3 separate regions of the Mus musculus genome follow, and all the other regions are linked to region 3. Evidence: chromatin contacts called from ENCODE Hi-C or POLR2A ChIA-PET data. All regions are on one chromosome and are shown on one strand. The core of a region is the stretch at or near the end of the contact, and the rest is flanking DNA. Distances in the headings are between cores, read along the strand shown.

Region 1 (2,700 bases), core at 74-2,573, 1.4 Mb after region 3:
GGCGCCTCCCCCATCTGTGCACTGGGGACCCGGCACTTGATGACCTTCCCTTCCCAGAAGCCTCTCCACACTTCTAGTTCTCCACCTAGGATGTGTCTTTGAAGGAATAGGTGGTGGACTGAACCCCTGAGAGTGATTATGGGGAGTCCTCCTCTTAGCCTTCACTCGTGACAGTTCTTATTACGTCCAGCATCCCGCTCACAACTCAGGCCACCAAACGCTCTGGCGTGCCAACTCCATCCAGCACTGTGTCCCAGCAGCAGACCTTTCTACTTCCTGTTCCCAGGATAATGCCACCTTCCCACAACACAGCTAAGTGGACAAGGTGCCCACAGGAGTGGAAGAAAGTGGCCCAACGTGAGCGGTGGGGGATTTGGATTCGGGGGAAAGCATCGGGGAAAGTGGCCATCTGGCTGGGAACAGATCCTACAAGGGCCGGAACCCGGCTGGAGAGCAGGGGCAGACTCTCACCAGGATATCCAGGCAGGCAGCCTTGAGGAGGGTGATCTGGTCGGCGATGGTGAGGGTGGTGAAGCCGGGAAGCTGCTTGGCGAACTCCACAGTCTTAATGATGCACTTGGTGGAGAGTTCACTGAACTTGTCCCAGAGGTCAATGTCCAGGGAGACTCGTTGTTCTGAGCTGTTGTTCTGGGGGAGGCAGGGAGGGTCAGGGCCTCAGCTACGGCACTGGCACCCGCTTCAGCCTGGCCGCTCGCTGCCTTTCGCCCTCTGCTCAGCCTACACTTCCTGACAGTGTAGGAGGAGACAGGGGAAGGGCAGCAGAGGCGGCCTGGGTGTGCAGTACCCCTCGCGGCTGGCATACCGTAGTGTACTTGCCCAGCTGGCAGAGGGCCGGGAAGGTCTCCTGGTGCGCTTTGCGAACCTTCTCAATGAGCTCGCCCACCTCAGGCGTCAGCGTGTAGCTCTCTGAGCACTCGGGCTTGGGTGCCTCTTTCTTCTTTTTGTTTCGATCGTTTCGCACCGCTGGGGGGAGGGAGGGGTGGAAGGGGGGACATGGGTTGGTTAGAGAGTGACTGCTTTTGGCTCGGGGTCGTCCAGCCTATGCTGTCCACCACCCAGACAGACACACACAGACAGACAGACAGATCCACAAAACAGTGCCCCACACTAACCTGTCTGACTCATATCCTAAATCCTATTTTAGGGCCTGGGACTGTGGCTGAGGCCACACCACACATGTGCACATATGCCCTCCGCCAGTGTGTGGTACCCTGTCGTCATGCACCCATGGCAGCAGCCCACACTCTAAGAACATGTGCCCAGGTTGGCAGTCACACACACTGAGTCCCCGCTTTGGTGCCTGCCAGGAATCCCTGCTGTCCCAGCTCTCCTGGCAGCGATCTCCCTGGGGGATTCCTAAGACTGGCTCAAAGCAGCTTCCCTGGGCAGGCAGGGAATAAGGCTCCCCAACCAGAGAATGGGGGCCCCCTGGCAGAAGAATCTCTTGGCCCATTAGCCGGGGAGCTGACAGATCGCTGGGAGGGGGGCGCTGAGCCGCACACACCGCTCGGGCTTTAAAGAAGCGATGGGGTCGTTACCAGCCGATTATCCCAGACACACAATCACTCACAGGGCCTCCGTGGCGGCTGCTGACGCGGGAGGAAGGAAGGGTGGGGGTGGGGGTCCAGGGAGGGGACGGGGGGGGGGTGATGGGGGGGGAAGCTGGCATAATTTGGAGATCACTCATGTCGATTCTGCAAATTCAATAAAGTGCAGGGGAGAGAAGGGAGAGGCAGAGTGGGGGATAATTTGGGAAGAGAAAATTGCAGCTGTGACAAGACGTTTATCATTCGGAAGCTTTAATTCTATTGAAATGGCAGCTGCTCAGCTCCGGGGCACGGAGCAGCCGGGAGAGGGAGAGGAGGGAGAGAAAGAAAGGGGGAGTTGTTGTGGGAAGGAGAGGGGGTCCCCACCCTCGTCCTGTTCTAATAGTTCAAAGAAGGAAGGTGGGGCAAAGGGAGAAGGAAGTGACGGCCCCTTTACCAAAAGGTCTCAGTTCTGCACGTCCCAAGTTGTCACAGACTCTGCAGAGGACCGTCACTAGTCACTACTTCCTGAGTACAAGACCAGCACTCCCGTGTCTCTGGTGACAGGAGGCAGCAGGATATCCAGCTCCCCAATTCCTGGCTGGGGCTGCTGGTGCATTAGTCAGAACCATCTTTCTCAGCACCCCTCCCCACAAAGGGCTGGAGGGGGTCTTGCAGCCCCCTCCCCCACCTCATCCCCCAAGGCTCGGGCTCCATGGCAACGGCCACGCAGACAAGGAGGCGTCTGTCAGCGTCATTTATCTCTGACATCATCAATCACTGGTCACCACGGCAACACCCATGATTCAACACAAGAGGGTCTCCCCGTCCAGCCCTCCCCTCTGTCCCTCCCTCCGTCAGGGCCTCAGCTGAGCCCAAACTGGAAACCCCCTTTCCTCTGGGATCTGAGAAGCCCAATTCTCTTCCAACTCAGGGTTCCAGGTTTATCCAGACAATGGCTTCAGGGGGTCCTATGTCAGCCCCCCCATACATACAGACCAACTTCACACCTTTTCGAGTTCAGGCCTCTCCCTTAAGATACAGGAGGGACTGGGATAAGCTACTGAGCCACACCCAAAGCCAAGCAAAACCCAGAAGAAAGCTATCCTGGGGGCAGGCACCCCATACACAAGCAGGCATGCAAGCAACCACC
Region 2 (2,700 bases), core at 108-2,607, 1.4 Mb after region 3:
AAGAAAGAGGAAGGAGCTTGCAACACTCAGGGGGAGGGCTTTTCCTCTCACAGGGGCCAGATCCTAAATCCCCCTGCAACCTTCCATCTAGTCAGGTTCATGTGTCCAGGCCCCTGTGACATCACGGGGCAAGCATAAGTGGTCCTTGGTGGCACTGGCGTCCAGGACTCCCCAACTCCTCTCCTCTCTCCTCCTTCCTCTTTGGTTTGTTTTGTTCTTTTTTTTTTCCCCAAGACAGGGTTTCTCTGTGTAGCTTTGGCAGTCCTGGAACTTGCTTTGTAGACCAGGCTGGCCTCGAACTCAGAACTCCACCTGCCTCTGCCTCTTGGGTGAAAGGCATCCGCCGCCACCACCCGCTTTCCTTTCTGTCTTAAAAACTCCACCCTGAAAGAAAGCACAATTCTTCCAGCTCCTGGGATGTTTGAGATGGAAGCTCAAATGCAGGGAGTATTTTTACATAGGTTTCCCCCCATACCCCCAGCAACTCTGAGCCCCAGAGCTTGATCTCCTTATTAGCACAGACTAGGAAAAAAAAAAAAAAAAAACCAGAACACAGTAGGGGGTCTCAGACTCTGCTGAGTAAGGTGGAGAGAATAAAAGGCAGAATTAAAAAGTGGAGGCTTAGGGACCCTGAGGTAGGGCTAGAGAGACCTCTCAGTGGTTAAGAGCACTGACTGCTTGCTCTTCCAGAGGTCCTGAGTTCAATTCCCAGCAAACACATGGTGGCTCACAACCATCTGTAATGGGATCCGATGCCCTCTTCTGGTGTGTCTGAAGACAGCTACAGTGTACTCATATAAATGAAATATATCTTCTTCTTTTTTTTTTTTTTAAAAAAGAGGAAACTGAGGTAGCACTTGTCCACTCCCTAACCCTAGGGTGTAAAGGCTCACAGGCATAGACTACCTGCTCCTGAAGGCTGGTGAGGCCTGGAAGGGAGGGGGCTGCGACAAAGCCATAGGCAGCGATCCAGGAAGCAATGGTGGCTGTGGGCAGACATCCAGTTGTGGGCAGTGAGGCGCCCAGCCAGAGCCTGCCCCAGGGACAAAGAGACTCCCTGGCTCCGGGGAGAGAGCGCGGCCCCCACACCAAGAAGGGGGCACTGACCCAGCCCAGCCGGGCACACAGGGCAGTGGTGCCAGACAGCTTGCCAATGGGAGGGGCAGTGGGTGCCAGGCAGGGTGCTCTTGTCCCTGCCAACCAGGAGAGGTAGGACACGTTTCCCAGGTCAGCAGCTGACCAGCCGGCCGGCCAGCCAGCCATGGCCGACTCTGCCGCTTCCACTCCCTCCAGCCCCAGGCCAGGCCCAGATCCCTCCTCTAAGGCTCTGGCCTGGAGCCCAGCTGGGCCCTGGGGGCCAGAGTTACTGTAAGCGGCCTGGCAGGCCCCAAGCCTGGACTTTGCCAGCTGGCTATAGCCACCGCCACCTCCCACTACCTGGCTTGGCCAGCCAGGGAAGGGCACTGAGACCCCCGCCCAGCCAACGAGTGACCCTCATGGCAGAGAGGAGAGGTAGAAAACACCCTGCCAAGCCTGTGCATGTGTCCAAGGCCAGAGTCCAGGCAGAAAGCCCCCATGGAGTCCCTCCCTGTCCTTCTGGGGCGGGGGAGTTGGCAAGGGGAGGGCAAGGGCTCCAGCTGTGCTGAGCTGCCCTGGACTGTCTCTTGAAGCCCTTTCCCTCAGAGTACTGGAGGGGGGATGGAGGGGGGGGTTCATTCTCACTGTGTAGGGCTGTCATTTCCACCAAACGTTGAGAGGTTTGTTTATCCACCTCAGCCTCTGCATCCATTCCTACTCAGAGCTATTTATAAGGCACTCAATAGCATAGCACCAGGGACACAGAGACAAAGGGGGACAACATAGGAAGAAACAAAATGGTCTCACCTCCCCTCTAACCCCCAGTATCAAACGGACCATCTTCAGGTCCCAACCCCACCCACCACCACACAATGGTCACCCTGGTCTAGAAAAGACCTTGCCACTCATCGGGTCCTCCAGTGGAACAGATGTGTCCAGGAACCCAAATCCAGAGGCCAGCCACCCGCCACACTCCCTTCCCTCAAGCCTCCCCACACAGACTTACTGGCTGGGGACGGTGTGCTGTAACCACTGACTGGAAGCTGGTGCTGGAGGCTGGTGAGAGCGCCGGGTGGGGAGAGTCCACCCAGCATAGGGGGAAAGAAGAAGGCGTAGGGGGGTACTGGGTACCCATTGAGGTGCCCGCCCCCAGGTGTTGGGCAGGAACTGCTATTGCTGGCCATGCCAAGCAGCCACAGTCAGAAGAGCAGGCAAACAGTCTGGCAGGTAGTTGTGATGGCCTTCACGCAGTCCCTCTTCCTCGGGGCATGGGGCCGGGGGGCCCAGAGGGGGGGTTGGGTGGTCAGCCCACCCCCACCCCCTTCTGTCCCTGGAGCTGCAAGTCCCAAGTTAGTCAACTTTAGTCTTCTGGGTCCCCCTCCCTAGCCGGAGGGGCCAGGTGGATTGGGGGATGTCCCAAGAATCCGTCCTTTGGTTAAGCGGTCCTGGGAGACACTTTTGTAGGAAGGTCCAGAGCTGGTCTTCAGGGTATCAAAGAGGATGCCACTCCCAGAAGGGCCCCAGGTAGGTGGCTGGGGGGAGGCATGTCCTGTGGTGCTGCAGAAACAGGAAAGACACAGGTAAGTGGGCACTGAGCGGGCACACGGGGATTCCCCACGGTGC
Region 3 (2,700 bases), core at 136-2,635:
TCCTTAGCCAGCCCAATCTGCAAAAAGAGGACAAGGGAGAGGGACAGGTTACATGACGTCAACAGATTCTCCCATATACACCTTGCAAGGAGTCCCAATAAAGAAGAGTACTTCAGTCTATCCCAGTAGACACAATGGTTCAATTGACCACTGTTACTAAAACTTCCCTATGCCACCCCCAAGTACTGTTTGAAAGTGGGAATGTCTACATGTATTTAAAAGCTCAACTGTAAGGATTAGAAATTCAGGAAACCCATAATGCATTGAGGGCGGCCTAAACTCACCTCTATCAGGAACTGGCATATGTTCTTGCGCTGGTCACCCTGTAGCTGAATTACTTCTCCATATTCTGGATGCTCAATTACAGTACCATTGCAGGCAAATTTCTGCAAGGACAAAAGGATGCAGCATCTAAGAGGCCATGCCATCAACACGGACTCCCTTGACGTTTGCACCCTCTCCCTTGGTAGACCATACAACGTGCTCTCTCCACAGCAGACCCACCTTCTTAAACGCCTTCACTAGTTTCTTTTTATCGTAATCATCAGCGATCCCTTGGACAGTGGTAAGGGTCTTCCTGCCGTTTCTCTGTTGAATTCTTATATGGATATAATCCTCAGTGCCAGCAGGAAGCAGGTCATCACCCTTACTTGCATCAGCAAAGGGGTCTGTGAAGAAATAATCCGGAGGTGTCCTTTGTTGTCCCTCCGGGAACTGGCCAGTACTAGAGCTAGCTTTCTGCTCTAGGCCAGCCCTCCCGCCAAGGCTGATCACGTGCTGGAGAGACCTAGTGGGCAGGCAGCGCCCCACCCGGCTGATGCAACCTACCGGAAGCCAGGCTCCCGAGGCGGGGCCTTCCCTCCCAGCTCCGAGACAACGACGGTGACGTAGAGGACATGACGCAGGGGTGGCGGGAGGGGGCGGGTGTGGCTCGCCGAGAGGCAGGAGCCATTAGTAAATGCGCCACCCGAGACGCCGGGCCCGCCCAAGGGCTCACCTCCCACCCGTTTCTTCCGGGCACCCTCAGAGGTCGACCCTGGGCGCAGATCTCGGTTCCACGGGCATCACCACCCCTCCAGCCCGAGCTAAGATGGGCTCGCCGCGCTCGGCGGCTCTCCGAGCTCCGACCCCGCCACCCCCCCCCCAGGCCCGCGCGACCTTCCCCAGGCTCACCGAAAGAGTGGAGGTTCTGGATAGCGGACATACGATACGATTCCTTTTCCTCGGTGGAAACGGCCTGCGGAAGGCGGCTGCGGGAGAAGGCGGGCGGGGGGGACGGAGCGTCGGGAAGCGAGGGGGCTCGAGGGGGAGGCAGCTGAGTCCTCGGCGGCGGCTCAGTGACTGGGGCGGAGGGGCGGCGCCTGTATTCACTTATATAGCCGCCCCTGTGACGCCAGCGCGCTGCCCTCACGTCTCGGCCCCACCCATGGAGTCAAGCTCCCGGACGCCCGAGCGCTGCGGCTTCCTATTGGTCGGGGGGCGGAGTCAAGGCTTGACGCGTGCGCACTGGGTTTGGCCTGGAAAGGATGTTCTGTTGACTCAGGGAGGGGCGAGAGGGGGGAGGGAAAGCTTGGTCCGCCTGCGCGCTTGCGCAGTGGGCATGGTAGTTGTCTGAGCGGCCGCGAAAACTGGCGGAGGTTTCGAGCGCGCCTGCGCCTACCGCACGTTCTACCATCTTGACCCTGTTGGGGTCCTGGCACTAGCTCTGAGATGGGTCTTAGGGTGAGGATCGATTTGCTTTAAAGGGTAATTACGTGCGGGTCCTCCAAAATTCGACTGATCCAGCCACCCATCAACCTACCCTTCTCTGCACGTATTCACAGATATAGCCATTTAATCAGCATAAAATAACGTGATCAAAATTTGGACCTTATATAGGGTATCATTTGGATTAGCATGTTTTAAAATTGGTAACCAAAAATTATTATTTAGATTAATTCTTCTAAGGAAGGAAGTAGTCCCTTAGGTAGGAGTGGGGACCCCAGGAAAAAAATGTCCAAGCCTCACAGGATGCCTTTTGTCCTACAAGCCTGTGTGTGAGGTAAAGCCTTTGTAGAGTCTAGGTGAATATTTTTTTCAAAGCAGTTAACCTTTCTTTTTGTTTTTTCAAGACAGGGTTTTGGCTGTGCTGGAACTCTATAGACCAGGCTGGCCACATGGGGTCTGCTTTTGCCCCATGAGTGGTGGGATTAAAGGCAAGTGCCACCGCGCACACCTTTAATCCCAGCACTTGGGAAGCAGAGACAGGCGGATTTCCGAGTTCGAGGCTAGCCTGGTCTACAGAGTGAGTTCCAGGACAGCCAAGGTATACAGAGAAACCCTGTCTCGAAAAACCGAAAAAAAAAAAAAAAAAAAAAAAGAGACAGCCAAGTGTGATGTAACTGGGTTTGTGGGGGCCAATAGGAGAACCAGAGGCTGATAACTACTGTGTCAGACTTTATTCAAATGCTCCCCAAAGAGTGGGTGCTTTATATAAAATCTCTTAACTTAAAAATACTGCCAACTTCTAGGTATGGTGGTACATCCCAGCTCTCAGGAGAAGGAAGCCAGAGGAAAAAGTTCAAGGTCAAGTGAATTCAGTACTAGACTGGCTACTGTCTCTGAAGAACCAGAAAAATAGGCCGGGTGTGGTGGGGCACGCCTTTGATCTTAGCACTTGTGAGGCAGAGGCTGGCAGATAGATGCCTGCGAGTTTGAGAC

What was found. Hi-C counts contacts between places; a loop is a spot of excess contacts on that map. ChIA-PET counts read pairs that join two places held with the same protein, here RNA polymerase II (POLR2A).
Region 1: a map of left cerebral cortex shows a loop between it and region 3 (3-fold over the local background). The contact joins the enhancer-like site here to the promoter of Eif1 in region 3. A Hi-C loop is called at or near these places in 2 of 37 maps with a recorded cell type or tissue (both left cerebral cortex).
Region 2: a map of T-helper 17 cell shows a loop between it and region 3 (4-fold over the local background). The contact joins the enhancer-like site here to the promoter of Eif1 in region 3. A Hi-C loop is called at or near these places in 1 of 37 maps with a recorded cell type or tissue (T-helper 17 cell). POLR2A ChIA-PET finds 5 or more read pairs at or near these places in 3 of 5 experiments (all embryonic stem cell).

Annotation. Positions count from the first base shown.
Region 1 is chr11:98,968,441-98,971,140 of GRCm38, reverse strand. Rara (retinoic acid receptor, alpha) reads right to left here. Exons shown (of 9, transcript NM_009024.2): 5 at 824-984; 6 at 472-648. Among named protein-coding and RNA genes, the nearest start is that of Gjd3, 13 kb to the left of the region's middle. Within about 2 kb of position 1,323, at least 3 of the 3 ENCODE cell types and tissues checked have a DNase peak (open chromatin) inside an H3K27ac peak, as active enhancers do; they include left cerebral cortex, where a contact is called at or near this core.
Region 2 is chr11:98,950,179-98,952,878 of GRCm38, reverse strand. It overlaps Rara (retinoic acid receptor, alpha), which reads right to left. Exons shown (of 9, transcript NM_009024.2): 2 at 2,084-2,634. The coding sequence starts at 2,261. Among named protein-coding and RNA genes, the nearest start is that of Gm22061, 5.1 kb to the right of the region's middle. Within about 2 kb of position 1,357, at least 2 of the 3 ENCODE cell types and tissues checked have a DNase peak (open chromatin) inside an H3K27ac peak, as active enhancers do.
Region 3 is chr11:100,318,634-100,321,333 of GRCm38, reverse strand. It overlaps Eif1 (eukaryotic translation initiation factor 1), which reads right to left and starts at 1,385. Exons shown (of 4, transcript NM_011508.2): 1 at 1,174-1,385; 2 at 505-668; 3 at 285-386; 4 at 1-17. The coding sequence starts at 1,204.